Linked DNA regions of Homo sapiens: region 1 is linked to region 2. Evidence: chromatin loops called from intact Hi-C (ENCODE). Cell type or tissue: prostate gland. All regions are shown on one strand. Links, peaks and the distances in the headings refer to the core of each region. The heading gives the core; the rest is flanking DNA.

Region 1 (10,045 bases), core at 1,137-9,136, 240 kb after region 2:
CTGTGACAATAGTGCCACATCCGCTGCAGGCTGAGGTTCTGGGAACAGAAAAGAAAGCTTGGAGAAGAGAACCCCTTTGACATTCCCGAAATCCAAACCAGTGCAGTCCCAAACACCAGAGTGACTCCCTGGAGGGACACTTGTTTATCCGTTTGTTTGCATCTCTTGGTTTCCTACTTTTACCCCAAACCAGAAAAAGGGACAGGCGATACTAAAAGCAATGGTACATTTTTGTCATATTTCTCATCCATTCAGAACTAGAAAGCAGCAGAAATCTTGTGGGAAAGTCACTTCTCAGGAGATTTCTAACCCGATTTCTTAACTACAGTGGTCTGGATTTTTTGCCTAAATTTTAGATAAGGTCTTAATTCCTGGTTGCTTGGCTGCTCAAATTTCAAATTCTTCTCAGGTTCACATCAATCATTCCAAGAGACAAGCGAAACATTTCACATAACACAATGTGCTGGCTTTTAGCGTATCTTTGGTCTGAATGTGTAAGACTTCTGTGTCTTTGAGGAAAAGCATATCTCCCAAAAAAGGCCCCCCTGGCTCTCTCTCGCTCCCTCTCTCTCTCCCTCTCCCTCTCTCACTCCCTCTCTCTCACTCCCTCTCTCGCCCCCACCTTGCTCCCTCTCTCTCTCCCTCTCTCTCTCTCCCTTTCTCCCTCTCTCCCTCTCTCTGTCTCTGGCTCCCTCTCTCTCTCCCTCTCTCACTCCCTCTCTCTCTCTCCCTCTCTCTCCCTCTCTCCCTCTCTCCCTCTCTCGCTCCCTCTCTTTCTCCCTCCCTTTCTCTGTGTCTCACTGTCCTTATGTCTCTGTCTTCCCTTTCTCATTCCCTTCCTCTGTGTCTCTGTTTCTCTCTTATACTCTCCCTTCCCTCCCTCCCTTCCCTCTCTGTCTCCCATTCTCCTCTCTCTGTCTCTCTCTCTCCCCTTCCTCTCTCTGTCTACCCTCCCCTCTCCTCAACTCTGAAGCTGGATCTCACCACCCCTGCAGCCCAGACTCCGACTCTCTCTCTCTCCCCTTCCTCTCCCTGTCTACCCTCCCCTCTCCTCAACTCTGAAGCTCGATCTCACCACCCCTGCAGCCCAGACTCCCACACTCTCTCTCTCCCCTTTCTCTCTCTGTCTACCCTCCCCTCTTCTCAACTCTGAAGCTCGATCTCACCATCCCTGCAGCCCAGACTCCGACACTGAGCTGGGAAACCAAGTGTGCTGTAAACACAATGTATGAGGAAACCACAGAAATGAAGACAATTAGGGTAAATAAGATCCAGTGATCAAATATAGCTAATTTGTATCCATAATATTTGGGAGTTACACAGTCTGCTTCAATTTGAAAGATATCTTCCAGACCACACTGTTTTTTCTCCGTGGGGACTGCCTTTTGCTTTTAATTATTGAACCTGAAGAATTCTTGCCATAATTTGGGGTTAGCTTGTCATTCTTGAAGAAGAAAAAAAAATCTAGTCCACAAATCCTCCTGTATTCCAACAATTCCAATACTAGGCTTCTGTGGCCAAATTGACCATCAATTAGCTGTGTTTTTCAGAAGGAGTGGGTGAAGCAGGGAGAGGAATCGGAGAAACTCACAGCAAGCATGGCCTCAAATAGCAGTGGGGTGGATGCAAACTCCTTGGCAAACAGCCTTGGCTAAATAAAATGTATAAGAAAGATCTCGGAAATAGAATATGTTACAAAGAAAAAGTGAACTCTAAACAACAAGGCTTCACCTTCCTCCTTGAAGAGGTGTTGGGTGCTTTTAGGAATTTGCTAACACTGTCCACAATTTAGGAAGTGCATTCCGCGGCGCCGTCTTGTTAATACTAATTGTTCCTCGTGATAGAAGGTGGAGCATGCCCTTGGTCCCACCCAGGGGTGCTGGGATGCATGGAGGACCCTGACAACAAGTGAGCTTTCATTCTCCAAGCAGGGCTTGCAGCGACAAGGACAGCAGCCTGAGCCACCTCACTTGACACGAGATCGTTTTGCACACTCAGGCACACCATCCGTGAGCCAGCTGCATGCCGTATGAACCGTGCCTTTATTTTCTATACTTTGGTGCTTCCACATCCAGGGTCTAGGCTGACCCTGGAGAGACTGCTCCTCCCCACTCCTCCCCACCACACCGCCAGTTAGTTAATTCCTTGAGATGATAAACAACTCCCTGCAAGCTCACCTTTCATAGACACCCCGACCACCTCCCTCATGGGGCTCTCATGCTCTGGGCCACCATCCACCTTCCCTGATACACCCAGGTCCATGTACCAGACAACAAGGAACAGTCTTATGAGCCAGAGCCTGCTGAAATTATTCCACCTGGCCGATCCTCAGCCTGCTTATCCCTCCTTACCTGTTCCTTCCTGCTGAAACCCCAGAGAAGCCTCTGGCCACAGTTTCTCCCCTTCCTCTACCTCCCAACCAGCCTGGTGCTTTCATTGCCCCCATGACACGGCACGCCCCTCCTCTTTGGAACCGTGTGTAATAAGCTGCCTCTTCAGTGGTAGTCTTCTCCTGGTCTGTTGGCCTTACATACCCGAATAACAATAAAACTCACATTTTAAAACACAGGTATTTCCAGCCAGAGACATCAAAGACCAGGAATTCATTTCTTGGGGAAGATAGGCTTATTTTCTCGCAAACCAGCTGTGTTTTAAAAAGTAACAGGGAACAATAGGATTCCAAATTTTCAAAAATAAAATAGTTTATCAAGTTGGCAATTTTACGTACATACATACACGCCCACACATGGAGCTGCAAGAGCCTGTCGTCGGAACATAGACTCTCTCATCAATGTTGTGGGAATGTGAGTAAGAACAACTTTTCCGGAACTGTATTTGGTATGACTATTTGAAGCTTTAAAAATCTGCATCCCCTTTCACCTGGAAATTCTACTTTGAGGAATATATCCTAGGGGGGGAAACAAAAAGATGTAGTAAAATGGTTTTCCTGAAAGCATCGTTTGTAATTTAAAAGAGTGGGGAAAAGCATCAACCATAAATATCCAGGAACAGAGGACTTGGTGAGTAAGTGACCTCCTGCAGAACGGGAAGTTCCATCCTGCCGCTACAATGATAACTGGTGAATGTAGAAAGATGTTCACAACATAATTTTAACTTAAAAAAAAGATATTACAGGCCGGGCACGGTGGCTCTCGCCTGTAATCCTAGCACTTTGGGAGGCCAAGGTGGGCAGATCACCTGAGGTCAGGAGTTCGCAACCAGCCTGGCCAACATGGAGAAACCCCATCTCTACTAAAAATACAAAATTAGTGGGGCATGGTGGCACATGCCTGTAATCCCAGCTACTCGGGAGGCTGAGACAGGAGAATCGCTTGAACCCGGGAGGTGGAGGTTGCGGTGAGCTGAGATCATGCCATTGCACTCCAGCCTGGGCAACAAGAGCAAAACTCCGTCTCAAAAAAACCAGATATGATTATCACTCTATGTTCTGACAGGTAGTAAAACAGATATTTACCAATATCTGCTCTGAATATCTTAAAATCATAAATGTCCACCTCCAGCATCAGCGTGCATGGAGAGCAATGTCAGCACCCAGGGACCACTGAAACATTACGGGGCACTTGGGACAAATGTATAAAGGGGCTGGACAGGTACGTGCTGGGGTGTAAATAACAGTGAGTCTTGGATGATGAAATCATGAGTGTTATATAGTCATAACTGTGGTAAGTTTAAAAAAAGAAATCAGGACGGGCGCGGTGTAATCCCAGCACTTTGGGAGGGCGAGGCGGGCAGATCACTTGAGGTCAGGAGTTTGAGACCAGCCTGGCCAACACGGTGAAACATCATCTCTACTAAAAATACAAAAATTAGCCGGGTGTGGTGGCGGGTGCCTGTAATCCCAGCTACTCGGGAGGCTGGGGCATGAGAATAGCTTGAACCCAGGTTGCAGTGAGCTGAGATCACACCACTGTACTACAGCCTGGGTGACAGAGTGAGACTCCATCTCAAAACAACAACAACAAAAGAAATCATGAGTGTTTTAAAATTCTCTTTTGCTTGCTTATGTTCATATCTAATGTTCCTATAATGAACGTATTTCTTTTGTATTAAGAAAAGATACACTTTTAAAACATTTCTCAAAAGGCCGTTTCTAAGAAATGGAAGAAAATTCAACTCAAAAGAGGTATTGACCCACTCACCCAAGAGAATTCCATTTTTAGGGCTACCAGGGTTCCTTCAGGTCAGTTGGGTATAATTCAGACCACGAGGGCTGACAACCGGCTTTGCTGAGCGACTAGGTTTTCTAGACCAAAGAACAGGGCACAGAGTTTGGTAACTGTGCCTGCTCTTTGGAAGTAAGATCACCCCAGGGCAGGGCAATCCTGTAGTTGCTGAACTAGTCTAAACTTTGAAAACCACAGAGACCCACAGGTGGAGGCTTAAAGGAAAATTAAGCTGAAGCAAAAACAAATAAGCAAACATGGTTTCTAAACACTGGAAAGATGGCCCTTCATTAAACTGTCCCTCAATTCCCTTCGACTCAGCAACATTTCGGGGGATCTTGTCTGTGCCAGACAGAGGCTGGGTGCCAAGGACAGAGAAGTGGATGGGCATGGACTCCGCCTGTGCTCTGCAGGGCCTTTTAGCATCTTCTCATCTGGTGGGAGGAATGCAGGCCCTTGGAAGTACGAATGCAGGGAGGACTAGACAGAACAGACATGGAGTTCCATTTTATTGACTGACTGTGAAAGTTAGCCACCCTGAGCCTCATTTGCACCCATATCTGCAAAGTGGGCATCATAATAAATATGTCATGACGTTGCTGTAAGAATTGTACCTATGAAGTGGCTAGATCAGTGCCCGTCTCCCCACTTCCATGAACTGTTCCACACCCCACTGAACAAATGGTCAGCTCCTGCCGAGGGAATCCAACCCCGTTCCTCTGCAGACCCAGCATTTTCACCATTTAACTTAGAATTATTATTCTAATCAGTCATGGTTCCAAGAGTGCCTAGTGGATGTTGGGCATTAGTATCTGGAAAGAATTCTTGACAGTCTCCATTTGATCATCTGAATTTCCTAACAGGTACTCCTGGAATGCTTTTATAAAGTAGAATGGCTTGAGCTAGCTGAAAAAATGTCTGTGACATGCTTGCCATACATCTTAACTAATTAGACGGGTCTTCACAGCTTTAAAAAAAGCAGAGATTTGGCCAGGCGCTGTGGCTCACACCCTTAATCCCAGCGCTTTGGGAGGCTGACGTGGGTGGATCATGAGGTCAGGAGATCGAGACCATCCTGACTAATATGGTGAAACCCCATCTCTACTAAAAATACAAAAAATTAGCCAGGCGTGGTGGTGGGCACCTGTAGTCCCAGCTAGTCAGGAGGCTGAGGCAGGAGAATCACTTGAACCCAGGAGGCGGAAGCTGCAGTGAGCCGAGATCACGCCATTGCACTCCAGCCTGGCGACAGAGCAAGACTCCGTTGGAAAAAAAAAAAAAAGCAGAGACTTGTATAATTAGCAGAATACCTCTGTGTCAATAAACTCTGTATCAATCCTTTTCCTGCCCTAATCTCAGAGCGTGCTTGTTATTTTCTATCACATTTTCCTTGGGCATGTCTAAGGAATTTTTAACGGTCACTCTACAGACACTGGCCATGCCTGTGGTTACTACCCAGGAGTGGGAAACAACAGACATTTACTGACTTGTCACAGGGTTCAAGATCCCTGTCCAGCCCTGAGGGTCAGCATGTGAGGCTTCCTCCCTGTGTCTGCCAACACCGGTCAGATGCAGGGCCCACTGTGTTAGTCCAGGTCCCCACAGATGCAGGTACCAAGACCTGTGAAATATGCAAGCACTATAAGGGGAAACACCTAAGAATGGGAGAGCCAGGTACGACTGGGGGAGCCACCAGGCTATGATGCAAGTCAGACCGAGTGAAGGAGAGAGGGGGGCGAGGGTTGGGGAAGGCCTCCGGACCACTCCATAGTCTAAGAATGTTTCTGAGGGGCCATCAGATAGCTCTCAAGCCAACAGTGCCTACCAGAGGAATTCCCCATTTCCCAGGAGGGATACTGCCTCAGTATCCCGGCTGCCTGTAGGAAGCACAGCCTCCAAGGACAGGCGGAAGCCAGTGATGGGTTTCAGAGCCCGCAGCTGGGCCCCCGGGCTCCTTCCGCTTCTGCAGTTGGAGGCCTGTGATGCAGTCTGCTCTGCAGGAAGCTCCTTGCTCTCCAGGCACTCACGCCTTTGCAGCTGTGCCCCTCTGTCCCTAGGGTACCTGTGGATACCCTGGGAAGTGCGTGGTGCCTTACCATGGTGCTCGCTTGGTACATACCTTTGTTTTCTTCTCGATTAAATTCAGCAAATGCCAAGGAGGCCCCAGGCCCTGCGCTGGCCCACAGTGCCCAGAGGTGGCAGCTGTCCTGGGCATGTTTGGCCCTGAAGAGTGAGAGGTTCCAGGCCAGTAAGGAGGGGACATGGCCTGAGAGGAGGAGAGGGTGGAAGAGGCAGATGGAGAAGGGAAAAGCCACAGTCACTGGGATGCAGGACGGGATGAAACCAGAGAGGGCTCATGGATGCCGAAGCGAAGAGGGTGCCGAGGAAAAGGGGCGACTGGCGGCGGACGCAGAGAAGAGGAGGACTTCGCATCACAGGCGGGCAGAAGCCTGAGTTTCCAGGCCATCGGTGAGGCTCAGAGACTGTGAGTGCCTTTGCTCAAGTGCATGTGGGGGCTGGACCAGGACTCTTCAGGGTCTCATTTTGTGGGTTTGCCATCCGAGCCCCCTTCCTTAGCCTTCATTTCTTCATCGCTGTGACCTTCACAGTAACCCTGTGATCTCCCAGGATCTCCCCGAGTCTCCCTTCCTCAGCTTTCTCACCAGGTCATAGGAGCTACCATGGCCCCATCCGGCTAAACCATCCCTGATCCACCAGGGGAGATTAGACGTGGTCACACAGGATGGGTATCTTCATGCCCAGCGAGACCCTCTGTGAGCCTCCACCCCCCGTCTGCAGAGGTGCAGGAGGACGTCTGGAAGTTGCACAGTATGACCTGAGCGGGATTTCTCAGGAGACTTCACTTGTGCCCGGGTCAACAGAAGAAGAACAGGCGCAGGACCCCCTGAGCTTCCGGACACCCCACAGGGCAATGTGCCAGCCCAGGGCACAGCAGGACCTGAGGCGTGGACTTTGTTCTAGGAGGGGACGCAGGCCTCGCTCTTCACAGGGACCCCCACAGCAAAGCAGCCCTGTCCATGGGGGCATCGACAGCCTGCTCGGTGCCAGGCAGTCTGGGTTCGCTCTGTCGGCTCTTTACAGGATGAGACACCTGTTGAACATCAGCCACCCTGAGCCTGGAGAATTATTTATTTATTTATTTATTTGAACGGAGTCTCGCTCTGTTGCCCAGGCTGGAGTGCAGTGGCGTGATCTCTTCTCACCACAACCTCTGCCTCCCGGGTTCAAGTGATTGTCCTGCCTCAGCCTCCCAAGTAGCTGGGACTACAGGCATGTAGTCCCGGCTGATTTTGTATTTTTAGTAGAGATGTGGTTTCACTATGTTGGCCTCGAACTCCTGACCTCGTGATCCACCTGCCTCGGCCTCCCAGAGTGCTGGGATTACAGGCATGAGCCACCGTGCCCAGCTGAGCCTGGAGAATTTATGCACCTGTGGGAATCTGTGGTCCCTCCTGCAATGGGAGGAATCCCCAGTCCTGAGGGAACAAGGTTTGGAGCAGCTTCTTCTACTGAAAAAAGTAGGGAACCCCCTGGTACCAGAGAGTTTATCTATCAGACAACGCAAAGTCAGAGCCCCCAGGGGCACTTTTGGACAAACCTGCTCACGCACCACAGGTCTGTAGCCGAAGTCACTATTTTGTACAAGCCGTGGGTGGCATTAAAAATCAGTGCAGGGCAAATGGAATGGCAAATGTTCAAACAACGGACAGAGAGCCTCAGTGAGTGAGACTATGAGGCAAGGCTTCATAAGAGAGAATTTCTTCAGGGCCTGCAGGGGTCGGTCAGGCTTGGACATGGCACGTGGTGGCAAGAGTGTTCACACTAAGATGTCAACCTAAACCAAGGTCACAGGGAACAGAGAGGAGCTGGGAACATTCCTCACATCAGAACATGGCTGGCTGTCAACACCTGAAACACCCCACCGTTGGATAGGAGTTCACCAAAACAGAGGAACCATGTTCTGTTAAGATTTCAGAACAGAATTCAGAAACATCATTTCCACCAAGTAGATTATAAGACTGGTGATTTCCGCCCATGAACACTTGTTAGCGTTTGCTCTGCTGTCCTGAAACAGTTGGTCTTCTGTTCCATTAGAATCCAGCTAAATTTTTTAAAATTATTCTTCTAGGCCTCAAATTTTGCTACTTCATTAGCATAATGAAATTTTATTGTTCCCAAATATACTATTCTTGCCAGCTCAATTCAGAGGCTGCAATTTTTAATGTGTTTTTTTTTTTTTTTTTGACTGTTTGGGGCAAGCTACCTAGTTTAGAGCTATCTCAGGATAAAGAACTTCTGGAACAAACCATCAGTTTCTAAGTCCTGACAAGGAATGTCTAACAAAAGCACTTTTTGCACAAGGCGAGGAGCTGGCAGCCAAGCTGCGGACCTGGCACCCAGCCTCCTCTCCCTGCTCTGCGGCTCGATGGCTGCCTTTGTCATTGGATCTGTGATGCAAGTAATTCTAAATGACCCCAAAGTGTTTTTCTCTCCTTTATATTGTTTGTCTTGAGGTAGACTGGGTGTTAAAGATAAGCCAGGCTTGGAAGCATGGTTAGAACCAAGTGTGACTAATCGCTGCCACTCGTGCAAGGAATACTTCTTCTCCCATATGCCAGGACACATCCCTCCCTCATTCTCTGCTCGGTCAAGTCCTGCTCTCCAGTCCCCATCCACCGCCAAGGAAAGGCCTCTAGTGGACAGGAAACTGGGCTGGGGCCATACCAGCTCCCCAGTGCACGGTGTGGTGTGTGCAGCCGGGGCTGATCCGTGTGCGTGTCCTCCCTGCCGGCTGTTCGCTCCCCTGGTTGACTCAGCTCCTCCTTTGCGGTGTGTGCTCCCCTACGTGGGGGGAAAACACGGGGTTGTCCTCTAAGCTCTGCCAGGAGCACACATTGGGTTTATTGTATGTCAGTGGCTTCTGGGCATCCGGTTTCTTATCCATAAGAAAAGAAGGCTGGCACCTATGAGGCGTGCCCTCCCTCCCCAAGTCCACGTCCATGACAGACATCTTCCATTGATCACGCCCTTGGGCTCCGACGTGAACCCAGAATCCTTCTCAATTCTGGGCTCCAGGCAGCCACCACCAACCCACTGTTATTGGCTTTTTTAATGAAAGTGATTTGCCATTCTGGGGCTAAGCTTCCTTTCAGATCTAACAGCCTATTACTGTATGAAATGAATGCAACAGCAATATGGCATTCAGAACAGTGGGCTAGACCAGCCAATCCTGCTATTTATATATTCCTTTTTTTGTAGTTAACTTCAAGTGAAGGCTGATCAGTTTGTTTTTTTTTTAAGACAGAACATACTTTTATTTGAAGTAAAATATCTCCAAATTCATGTATGAGCCTTGACGCCCTTTTGTAGGACAATAGAATATCTTTGGTCTTATATTTTGAACCAGATTCCAAATGAGAACCAACTTTTTAAAAAATCATTTTGTAGCTCAGGCAACTGATATCTGGTTATGTTCTCCAAGTCCATTTCCTTCTTCCTTGTTGTAAATTTTACAAAATTTAAGCAATCAGATTAGGATGAACAACTGATGACGAATCTTTCTTTGGTGAAATGAATTCAGTAGATCTAGTAGCCCATGCACGTGCAAGACAGGGGAACAGAGTCCTGGGTGTTAGCAGCCATCAAGCCCCACATGGGAGCTTTAGGCTGAGGCTCTCGGAGCCTTAGAAAGATAACAGTCTTATTGTGCTTTGGCCACGTCACGGTCTTCGACAGTTGGCACATGTCTCTATAGGACAGTAAGTTCCTCCAGGAGAGAGACTGCTTGAGATCAACCAAAGAACTGTGGATAAATTGGTTTTTGAGTGAATCTTCTGTGT
Region 2 (10,045 bases), core at 1,290-9,289:
AGCTTTCCATCTGTGATCATGTGTTTCTGCTGCAGAGGCCAGCTGTCACCTCGTCGTAGGCATTGATTTACTTATTACTGCTCTGAGTGTAGTTTAGCATGTTCTCCGTGAAGGAGGAAGAGCCAGTCTGCATTGCTGTGGCTTCCTATGGAAATGCACGCCCTGGGTGATACTGTACCTCTCTCCTCCTCGAAGAATTTCAAGTGGGGCCCTCTGCCAATCAAGGAAGTAAGCCAGCCCCTCCTGGCTCCCACACGCTGTGTAGTCCAAAGCTAAAGTTTCTCTTTCGATACCACAGGTGCTAATACAGTTTTCATAATCTTGTCCATTATTATATCTATATTAAAAAAAGCTTCACTGAGGTATAAATTTATATACAAAAAATTACACGTATTTAATATACACGTTTTGATGAGTTTGGACAAATGCATACACCTGTGATACCATCACCACCATCAAGTTACTAAACTTATCCATCACCTCCAAAAATGTCCTTTTGTTCTTTTGTGGGGTTTTTTTTCTGGAAAAAAAAAAAGTCACTTTAGAGTGACGAATAACGTGCTTCTCACTATAGCGACCTGATACCAAAACATAAATTAATTCTTATGCTTATACAAATACCTAACACAAATTAATCTATAGTTGCCTACTCTTCTAAACATCACAGAAAACAGTATACAATAACAGATAGAATATTCAGAGCTGTGTGTCTTTGAAAAATGCATTGTGATGGCTGGATGTTTAATGAGAGAAAAGATCATATATTGCAATGTCCTATGACATTTTTAAAGATGAAAGTGTGGGAAAAGATCATCAATATTATTCAGTGTTATCGACGGTCATCCCTTTTGGCAAAAACATTTTAAACATTATTAAAATTTCCTGTAACTAGGTGAAATTGGGTAGAATCTCATTTCAAGTTGAGCTGATTGGGCTACAATGCTCTTTAAGGTTTTTTTTTTTTTTCCCCCGAATTCAAATGGATTACATAATTTGAGAAATTTTCCCTTTCTTTGTCTTATTTTGAGCTTCTAAAATACTATGTTCTTTTGTGGTAAATTGTATGGTTGGGAATACAAAACAGTTACCTTTCTAACCCAATGGACTGGGAGGCAAACTCCTTCCATTCCCGTAATTTCTTTGTAATATAAAATTTAAATGTGATGTTAAATCTAAGTTGTTTTTTCAGATTTCTTCTTGTTCTGCCTTCAGCCAACATGGAAAATAAATGGCTGATTTACACAACAACAAAAAGTGCTGCTTTTTGGATTTGTTTTGGTTTCATTCACCAAAACAGCAATTTCCTGCCTTGGAGAATAAGAGATTGTTATTCTTATTTGAATCAGCAAATCAAGCTCCCTGCTTAAACAGGGAACACAGGCTCATTGCCATGGATGACTGGGACCAGGAATTTGAAAAGGACCTGGAGGGGCATGTGTTACAAACTCAGACTCTGTATACCCCCATCCCGCTTCACTCATTACTACCTCCAAGCAATGCTTGAGAAGAAACTTGAGAAGAACCTTGAGACTACTCCCATCACCCTCCCTTCCCTTTGTAGAAAGGGGAATGGGAAACTTTGTTGAGAAAGTCCTCAGTAGAACGATTTCCATGTTGACAGTTCCTAATGCAGTGAGGAGAACCTAAGAACTGAACCCAAGTGAAGGCCTCACCTGCTGAGAAATGGGGAAGAACTAAAAACACTAAATAAATCAATAAGAAGCACACAGCCACCCAAACAAGCATCTTGCTTTCTTCTGCGATCTGTTATAAAGACATTTTTGCTTAGCAATCTGGTTACCACTAAATCATAATCACAACAGAAGACAGATTCCAAGGGTGGAGATATTTGGAAAAGCACCCGAGAATCGGTGTCTTGCAACCATATAAAGTTTCTGAGGATGCTCCTTCGCTGTGCTAAGCTTTCTTCTAGCTCCTGTGACATCCTAGAACTTTAAAGCTGAGGGGACATTAGAGTGATGGATATGATGTATAATTGGACTGGCTACTTAGTTGCCATTAGAAATATATTGTAAAGGACTTTAATAGTAAAATGCAAAGACATTATTTAGCACTTGATTTGATGTTGGGCTAGGAGATGTGCAAAGAAATTTAACCAGACATTTCAAAGGAAAGAGCTACTCCCTGCTCTTGCCTTCTGGAAAAATTAGTTTCCATAATCATAATAAAGTAAAATGTGGCAGCAACAATCCCTAACTCTAACCTCATTTCCCATGATCAAAAGTATTCATGAAGTATCTCTCTGGGCAAACATGTTAAAGCATGCTAAAGAAGTTACGGCCAATGCAGAAATATGAATAATAGATCTTAAATATATACACTAAGCAAATGAATGTTTATAGTACATGTTCTGATTTTTAGTAGGTCTAAGAAATTTGAGAAGGTGATCAAATGGTAAATTACTTCAAAAACCATACTGAGGATAGAGTTTCAGATGCTGCTGGTGACACAAACATTTGAATTTCTACAAAGGTCTGAGAAGACTTAGCTTTTCTTCCAGAGGTCCAGGACAACAGATTGCGCTGCATGGACGTGGGACTTGTAGGTACCACAGGAGTCTGGGAGCTGGACATCAAAGTGTGATGCTGAGGAGGATGTAATAAAGGGCATGTAATGGCAGCCCTTGACAAAAATCTTCATACAGGTGGTTGAGATGATCAGTAAATACAGCCTGGCATCAGTTCCCCCAACCCGACCTTCTAATCAACAAATCAGTCAATCAATCAGTGTTTGTCATGAGCTGACACTGAGTTAGATTCTAGAGATACTGAGATGCCTTGAGGGAGTCAGAAATGCAAACAAATCATTCAACACAGTGTGATAAATCCACGAAGATGTGTGGCCAACAGAGGCAGAGAGAAGGTGGACTCCTCTTTAGGTAGAACATATGGGAGGGGAGTGTTTAAGAAAGAATTCGCCTGTAATCCCAGCACTTTGGGAGGCCGAGGCAGGCAGATCACGAGGTCAAGAGATGGAGACCATCCTGGCCAGCATGGTGAAACCCCATCGCTACTAAAAATACAAAAATTAGGTGGGCGTGGTGGCACACGCCTATAGTCCCAGCTACTTGGGAGGCTGAGGCAGGAGAATCGCTTGAACCCCGGAGGCGGAGTTTGCAGTGAGCCGAAATCGTGCTACTGCACTCCAGCCTGGCGACACAGCAAGACTCCGTCTCAAAAAAAAAAAAAAAAAAAAAAAAGAATTCACAAAGGGAAACCTTCCTGAATTGGGTCTTGAATAATGGGTAGGAGTTCTACCTGTTTTCTCAAAGTAGGGTCACTGGACCATGTGCATCAGAATCACTCCCAGAGCTCATGAAAAATGTCCTTGGGCTTCAACCCAGACCCATAGATTAAGAATTTCTGGGGAAGGAACTTTAATAATTTCAGGGCCACCGTCCCAGGGCCTAAGGTAGGTAAAGGCATTGCTGGTAGTAACTCTTTTACCTCTCTTCACTGTTGTCCATTGCTCTCTCCTTGACTTTCAAAGCACACTTTGATTCCGTACCTAATAATGAACTTGCAGGGATAGCGTAAATATTTTTAAAAACTTCTTATTTAAATATTAAATATTACATGGCCAACAGCCTGTTGTTGTGGCCACATGCCTTCATATGATACTCTTTTTCCCTGGTCTGTACACTAATAACTGGGAGTCCACAGTTGCTCACGTATCAAGGTGTACTGCATTGGACCAGGGTCCTGGGGGCCCCCTCCATGCTAGATATTGACCCTATAGTTACTGGTCTTAGGATGGTCCTGAGGCTGAGAGGAGGCGAGGTCGGGAGGTTGGAGGAGCTCCTGGGAGTCTCAGAAAATCCCCTATTTACCAGCCAGCATGGAGGTATTTCCATGTTTTAATAACTAGGATGGTACCAGCATACCAGCTGAATATTTCCCCCACGTCCACAATCAAACAAAGGACAATGAGACAAGAACCCGAAGAGTTCAGCTTGGTGTTCATGTTCTTCATATATTGAGGGCTTAAGCATATCTTAGGAGTAAAACACAGACCGATCGGGGGTGTTGGAGGGTATGTACTAGCTGTGTACTTAACATTTTTAATTAATTTATTTCTAATTGACAAATAACAGTTGTGTATATTCCTGGGGCACGGTGTGAAGTTTTGATCTATGTATACATTGTAGAAAGGGTCAATCAAGCTAATTCACACATCTACCACCTCCCCAACTTAACACTGTTTTGTGGTGAGGATGTTAAAAATCTATTCCTTTAGCAATTTTTAAATATGTACAGTATGTTATTAACAACTGTGGTCACCAAGCCGTGCAATAGTTCACTAAAACTTATCCCTCCAGTCTGAGACTTTGTACCCTTTAATCAACAGCTCATCTTTCCGCCTTCCTTCCCCACCCCACCCTTCAACCTCTAAATTTTGATTTGTAAGAACTATGCTAGACACAATACTTTTATTTTCTTTCAAGTTGATAGTCACCTTTATTGTAGCCAGGTTACAGCACTTGTATTAATTCTAACTGTATTCTTTGCATTAATCCTGACTGCCTAATTTGCATTTTGGGGCCCATCAGAATACATTCCTAATTCTCCAGAGCTTGGTTTGCCTTGGTTTTCATCCTGTCTTTGGGCCTTAATGTTGCTCTTCTCTGAGGCCTGAGTTTGGGCAATCTGTCAACCCCAGAGATTAGTGGAAAGTTCCAGGCACATGATACCTAGTTATGCATGCTCTTCCCTGAGCTCCAGCGGGAGTCCTGGGCCTCCTGAGCAGCTCACGGATGTTCCACACAGTGCTGGGTCTCCACCAACTGCTGCCAGCAAGGCCAGCGGCATGCGGCCCCCAGTGAATGCTGTCTCGACTCCCTCCCCGCTCCTCACTGGCTTCCCTCTGAGTTTACCCAAGTACGAGATTAGCTCTTCAGACGCCTTGTGGATGGAGGCAAGATGTAAATAGACACACGAGGCTGGGACACATATTTTGTAAAATGATTCTTCGCACCAATTCATGACGTATATTAACTAGGTCAACGCTTCTGAAATTCTAACATGTATGGGAACCACCTGGCCATTGGTTAAAGAGCAGATTTTGATTGGGTGGGTGGTGGGGAGAGGCTGAGGTTCTGAGGTTCTGCATTGCTAGCAGGTTCCCAGGAGATGCTGCTGCTGCGGATTCACCAGCCCACTTTGCATAGACTGGACCAGGCGACTAAATGTTGGGGACAGTCATAACTGATTAGTTTTTTACCTACGCAGTTTGTATTACAGACAAATTCATTCATTCAGAGACATTTTTGAAGAGCTTTGTAGTATCTCTTTGCTTTTCAGAGGTAGCTTTTCAAAAGTCACTTTGCTTTGCAGTGTGTGTTTCCTGTGTAGGGGAAGATGCAGAAAGGTAAACCATTAGGAGGTTAAGCATTTTACTCCTTGAGTCTAAGCGCAGATCTCTAAATATTCCTGCAGTCCAGGGGACCACACCTCGCCTCACATTAGGAAACACCAAGCCCCTCTGAGCCTCGGCCGGCGTGCCCCACTGCAGGGAGGCAGTGGGGCTCGGGGAGGCCGAACTGAACTTAGGCTCAGAGTGGGAGACAGGAGATGAAGTGATAAAAAATGATCTTAAAATAAAAATTAAAAAGCATACCGAGAACCCCATGTGAAATGAAGGCTCTTAAAACTGTCTGCGGCGGGAAGAAATCAAAGAGTTTTATTGGGTGATGAAGAAACACTGTAAACTTCATGCGAAAACATTCCAAGGTTTGGACTTGCGTTATGAAAGGGAAATTTTACAAAGTAAGACTCATTTTAATGAAATGAACATGAGGAGCTGTGATTCCATTTGAAGTCGGTTGACACACACATGCACTCACGCTCTCAATTTCTTAGTAGCCTCACTGCACAGTTTTTGAAGTGCTCAGGTGCTATTCTGGTGACGGAATCCCAAGAAGGCAAAGCATCCCTTGATGTATAGTTTTTAGATATACTTTTACGCAAAGTGCTATAAATACTTCTATGCCCTGAAAGGTGATATTTCTCCACCTCAGCCTGAGTCCTCCTCTCTTCTGCTTACCTCCATTTTAATGGAGGAATTAAATCACTTTCAATTACTAAATTTTGGCCAAGAAGCAAGGCAGAAAGCTTTCAGGCAGAGGACCAGAGGCATGGTTGGCAACGTTGGATTTTTTATTTGTTGCCCTCCCAGGATGCCCCATAGATCATTTTTGGAGGGAGGTTTTATGGGTCTCAGGGCCGTTTACCTTGGCCTCATTTCCACACACGTATCCCTGGGTGGAGGATAAGGAGGAGGCAGTGGTTTGCTAGATAGTCCATCCTGGATAGGATCAAAGACCTTGCTTATCGGGGGGAGGAAGAGGGATTCCAGTGTTGTTATAATTGCTCCAATCTGTGACCAGAGGGAGCCTGGCTGGTAAGAAGGCCTCAGAACAAAGGCCAGAGTGACCGGAGGCGACAGAGGAAGTGGGTCCCCTCCCTTTTAGTACTTTACAATCCCTGGGGTGTGGGTGGGTTAAAAAACACTGGTGTTCTGGCCCCACTCAAGACCCAGTTTATCAGAATCTTCAGGGGAGGACCCAGGCATTAATAGTGTCCAACATCCCCAGATGGTTGAGAGCCACATATTAGAACTTAGAACAGTTTGGATAACAAAAACAGGTGGGGTGGTGGGGCGGCAGGGTGAGCAATGCGAGTTTGAGAGGGAAAGAAAGAGCGGCCTCAAGTCAGAGGACTCAGCGTTTTCTCTGTGGGGAGGACAGGTAAGGTGGCAGTGGGAAGAAAATAACAATATCAGACTCATTATAAGGTGTCAGCACATCCAATGGGTATAAGATGGGGGAAAATAAAATCTGTGTTATCGAACTACTCACTGTGGCCACATAGGTAGGTGAAGATTCTTAATTTGTTCATTTTAAGTGGTTGTTTTTAAAATTTACACAGACAGGCTGGATAGAAGAATGGAGGAGAGAGAATATTTGTAATAATTTGTAGCTGTGACCCACAGCCTGGACCCCCATGGTGGCCAGTAGATGTTAGGGGTTGGCCACCCCATCTTACAGTTCTGTCCTCTACCACCAGGCTCAAGCGCTGATCTTTTCAAACCTCCTCAGCTCCGAACATATAACCCTTTCTACAACAAGGGAGTTATCAGGATAAGAAAACTTGGAAGTATATTTATAAAAAGTTTTGATGTCAATAAGGAATAGCCTGATGGAGTAAATTTGACCATCCTGGGCTCCACACGGTCTTTTCTTGCTAGCAGAGGCTGTTAAATATGGTAGCAGCTGGGCATGGTGGCTGACAGCTGTAATCCCAGCACTTTGGGAGGCCGAGGCAGGTGGATCACGAGGTCAGGAGTTCAAGACCAGCCTGGCCAAGATGGTGAAACCCTGTCTCTACTAAAAATACAAAAAAAAAAAAATTAGCCAGGTGTGGTAGGGGGCACCTGTAATCCCAGCTACTGGAGAAGCTGAGGCAGAGAATTGCTTGAACTCGGGAGATGGAGGTTGCAGGGAACCGAGATTGCGCCACTGCACTCCAGCCTGGGCGACAGAGAGAGACTCCATATCAAAAAAAAAAAAAAAAAAAAAAGAAAAGAAAAGAAAAGTGGTAGCATGCTTTCTCTTATGATACAGCTCAATGTATATTATAATAAAATAAAGTAAAATTATCCGTGCATCTTCATTCAGTGGATGATCCAGTTAGGCTTTCCTAAATCCACACCTTTAACTTCAGGCTCTTTCTTGGTCTATGTACTTGGAGGGTCCCATTTACTTGGCTTCCGAGTGAAGCACTGTGCACATAATTGTGGGTGCATGGAAAGGCTTTAATTTTCCTGGCGGGGTTATTTTCTCAGGTGACTGACTCCACCTGATGTCATCAGCAGCCTGGGGAGGATCCACTTACTGAGTTCTGAGAACAGGTGAACACTTTCCCTTTCTGGATTTGGTCAGTCAGTTTCTGTCCTGCCTTGAGCCATGCCAGTCCCCACAGACCATGAAACAGGCTTTGCTTAGTGAGAATTCCTTTTATCACCCAGGACTTCAGGGTTTTCTCGCTTCATACATGGAGAGTTTGAGTGTGTGCTGAGGTTGAAGGGAAATAGATTTGCTTTACAAACAATCTCTAGAAGTATCTTCTATGCTCAGGCAAGAAAATGTTTTCATATTTCTTCTGAAAATTCATCTCTTTGTATTCTTGTAGGATTTATTTATTGTTCTCTCCCCCATTAGGAATCTAATCCAAGTTTAATAAAGTCATTATAAATTGTTATACTTTTGTTTAGATATTTCTAGAACTTAGGTAAAATGGCCAAAAATTGTTCATCTTGGCATTTCCACAAACAGTAATATGCAAAACTGTTATTCAGGGTACATGACCCAGCGTCCTCTGCTAGCAAGAAAAGACTCTGCGGAGCCCAGGACTGGTCAGATTTATTCCATTAGGCTATTCCTTTTTCACACTGAACTTTTAGAATTTAAATACACTTCCGAGTTTTCTTATCCTGATAACCCCCTTGTTGTAGAAAGGCCATGTGGGTGATACGTTCAGAGCTGAGGAGGTTTGAAAAGACCAACACTTGAGCCTGGCAGTAGAGGACAGAGCTGTAGGACAGGGTGGCCGACCTCTAACATCTACCTGCCACCATCAGAGTCCAGGCTGTGGGTCACAGCTACAAATTATTACAAATATTTGTTCTCCTCCATTCTTCTATCTGGCCTGTTTGCAACAGTTTTAAAAAGAACCAGGAATTCTCTATATGTTATGTTATGAACACAATTTTCTGCAGCAACTGTAATCCCAAAATGCATGGCCGTTGATATTGCTGGCCATCGGCTATGTAAATTCAGGGCTGTGGATATGAGCCACCGTGGCAGGGATGCATCTGAGATGGCCCCCAGGGCAGCCTGGCTTTTCAGGGGTGCAGCCTGATGACAGAGTGTTCTCACAGTGAACGTGCCATTCCAGAAAGCACTGTTTTCTTCATCACGCATTGCTTCACCAAGCACTTCAGAACTTTACCCTCTGTTCGGTGCTGGGGAAACGAAGGGGAAGAGAAGGGTCCGTATGCCAGCGGGCAGACAGACACATTGAGAACGCTGCAGTAACACGGAAAACGATGGTGGCATTGTTGAGGTCCAGAGGAGCAGCCCTTATCTCAGCCTTTATGTTCTTTCAAGGACAAATCCGTTTTACCATTGATTTTTTAAATGATTTTTATTGAATGGGAATGAAAGAAGGATTAGACGATGTTGTTCAGTTGAATGAATTTCCCTTTCAGCTATTCCGCCACTCTCAGGAAAAGTAGGGTTTTGATGTAGTACTGGGACAGGTCTGTGACGCAGGGCGAGAGCGCACTCATGCCCAGGTAGCCGGCACACGCCTGTGGACCGATGCCGCCCTGCTGTTCAAATCTGGATCCTATGGCAGTAAATGTAATGGTTAACGGAGAAAAGAGGATAAAGTGCTGACTTGAAATTGCTTAAATAATCAAAACTGGCACGCAAGCGATGAATACTGAACTCTTAAAAGCAGTACTTTGCAGAAGGAGAAAAAGAGTTTGCAAGAATTGAGCTGATAGTTCTAATTATGTTCTTGCACTCAAACCGACTAATTAGAATGATCCTGCTCCAAAACACACTTCAGAAAATCAGAGTGTGAAGCACGGTGTTATCTACAATTGTCTCCAAATTATTTTGATTTTGTGCTGCCATCAGTAAAATATTTTAAAGCACTCCGCGATATATTTATTTATAATTATATACATTGATAACCACTACATGCATTTTATTTTATTTTATTTCATTTTATTTTATTTTTGAGACGGAGTCTCTCTCTGTTGCCAAGGCTGGAGTGCAGTGGCGTAATCTTGACTCACGGCAACCTCCGCCTCCAGGGTTCAAGCAATTCTCTTGCCTCAGCCTCCTGATAGCTGGGACTACAGGTGTGCACCACCAGGCCCAGCTAATTTTTGTATTTTTAGTAGAGATGGAGTTTCACTATGTTGGCCGGGCTGGTCTCAAACTCCTGACCACATG

The links. Peaks named below come from ENCODE experiments on the same cell type or tissue, not always from the same donor. Only the 100,000 strongest peaks of a DNase experiment are listed, where the experiment ranks them.
Region 1: a loop joins it to region 2, with 2.7 times the contacts of the local background. A loop is called at or near these places in 3 of 110 quality-filtered maps.

The regions. Positions count from the first base shown.
Region 1 is chr6:2,459,121-2,469,165 of GRCh38, reverse strand. No RefSeq gene overlaps it. Among named protein-coding and RNA genes, the nearest start is that of LINC02521, 170 kb to the left of the region's middle. In prostate gland, for the core only: no CTCF peak of the experiment used is centred there; no DNase peak of the experiment used is centred there.
Region 2 is chr6:2,696,841-2,706,885 of GRCh38, reverse strand. The region is part of intron 2 of MYLK4 (myosin light chain kinase family member 4); the gene reads left to right. Among named protein-coding and RNA genes, the nearest start is that of MYLK4, 49 kb to the left of the region's middle. In prostate gland, for the core only: no CTCF peak of the experiment used is centred there; a DNase peak (open chromatin) is centred at 6,245; H3K27ac peaks cover 909 bases.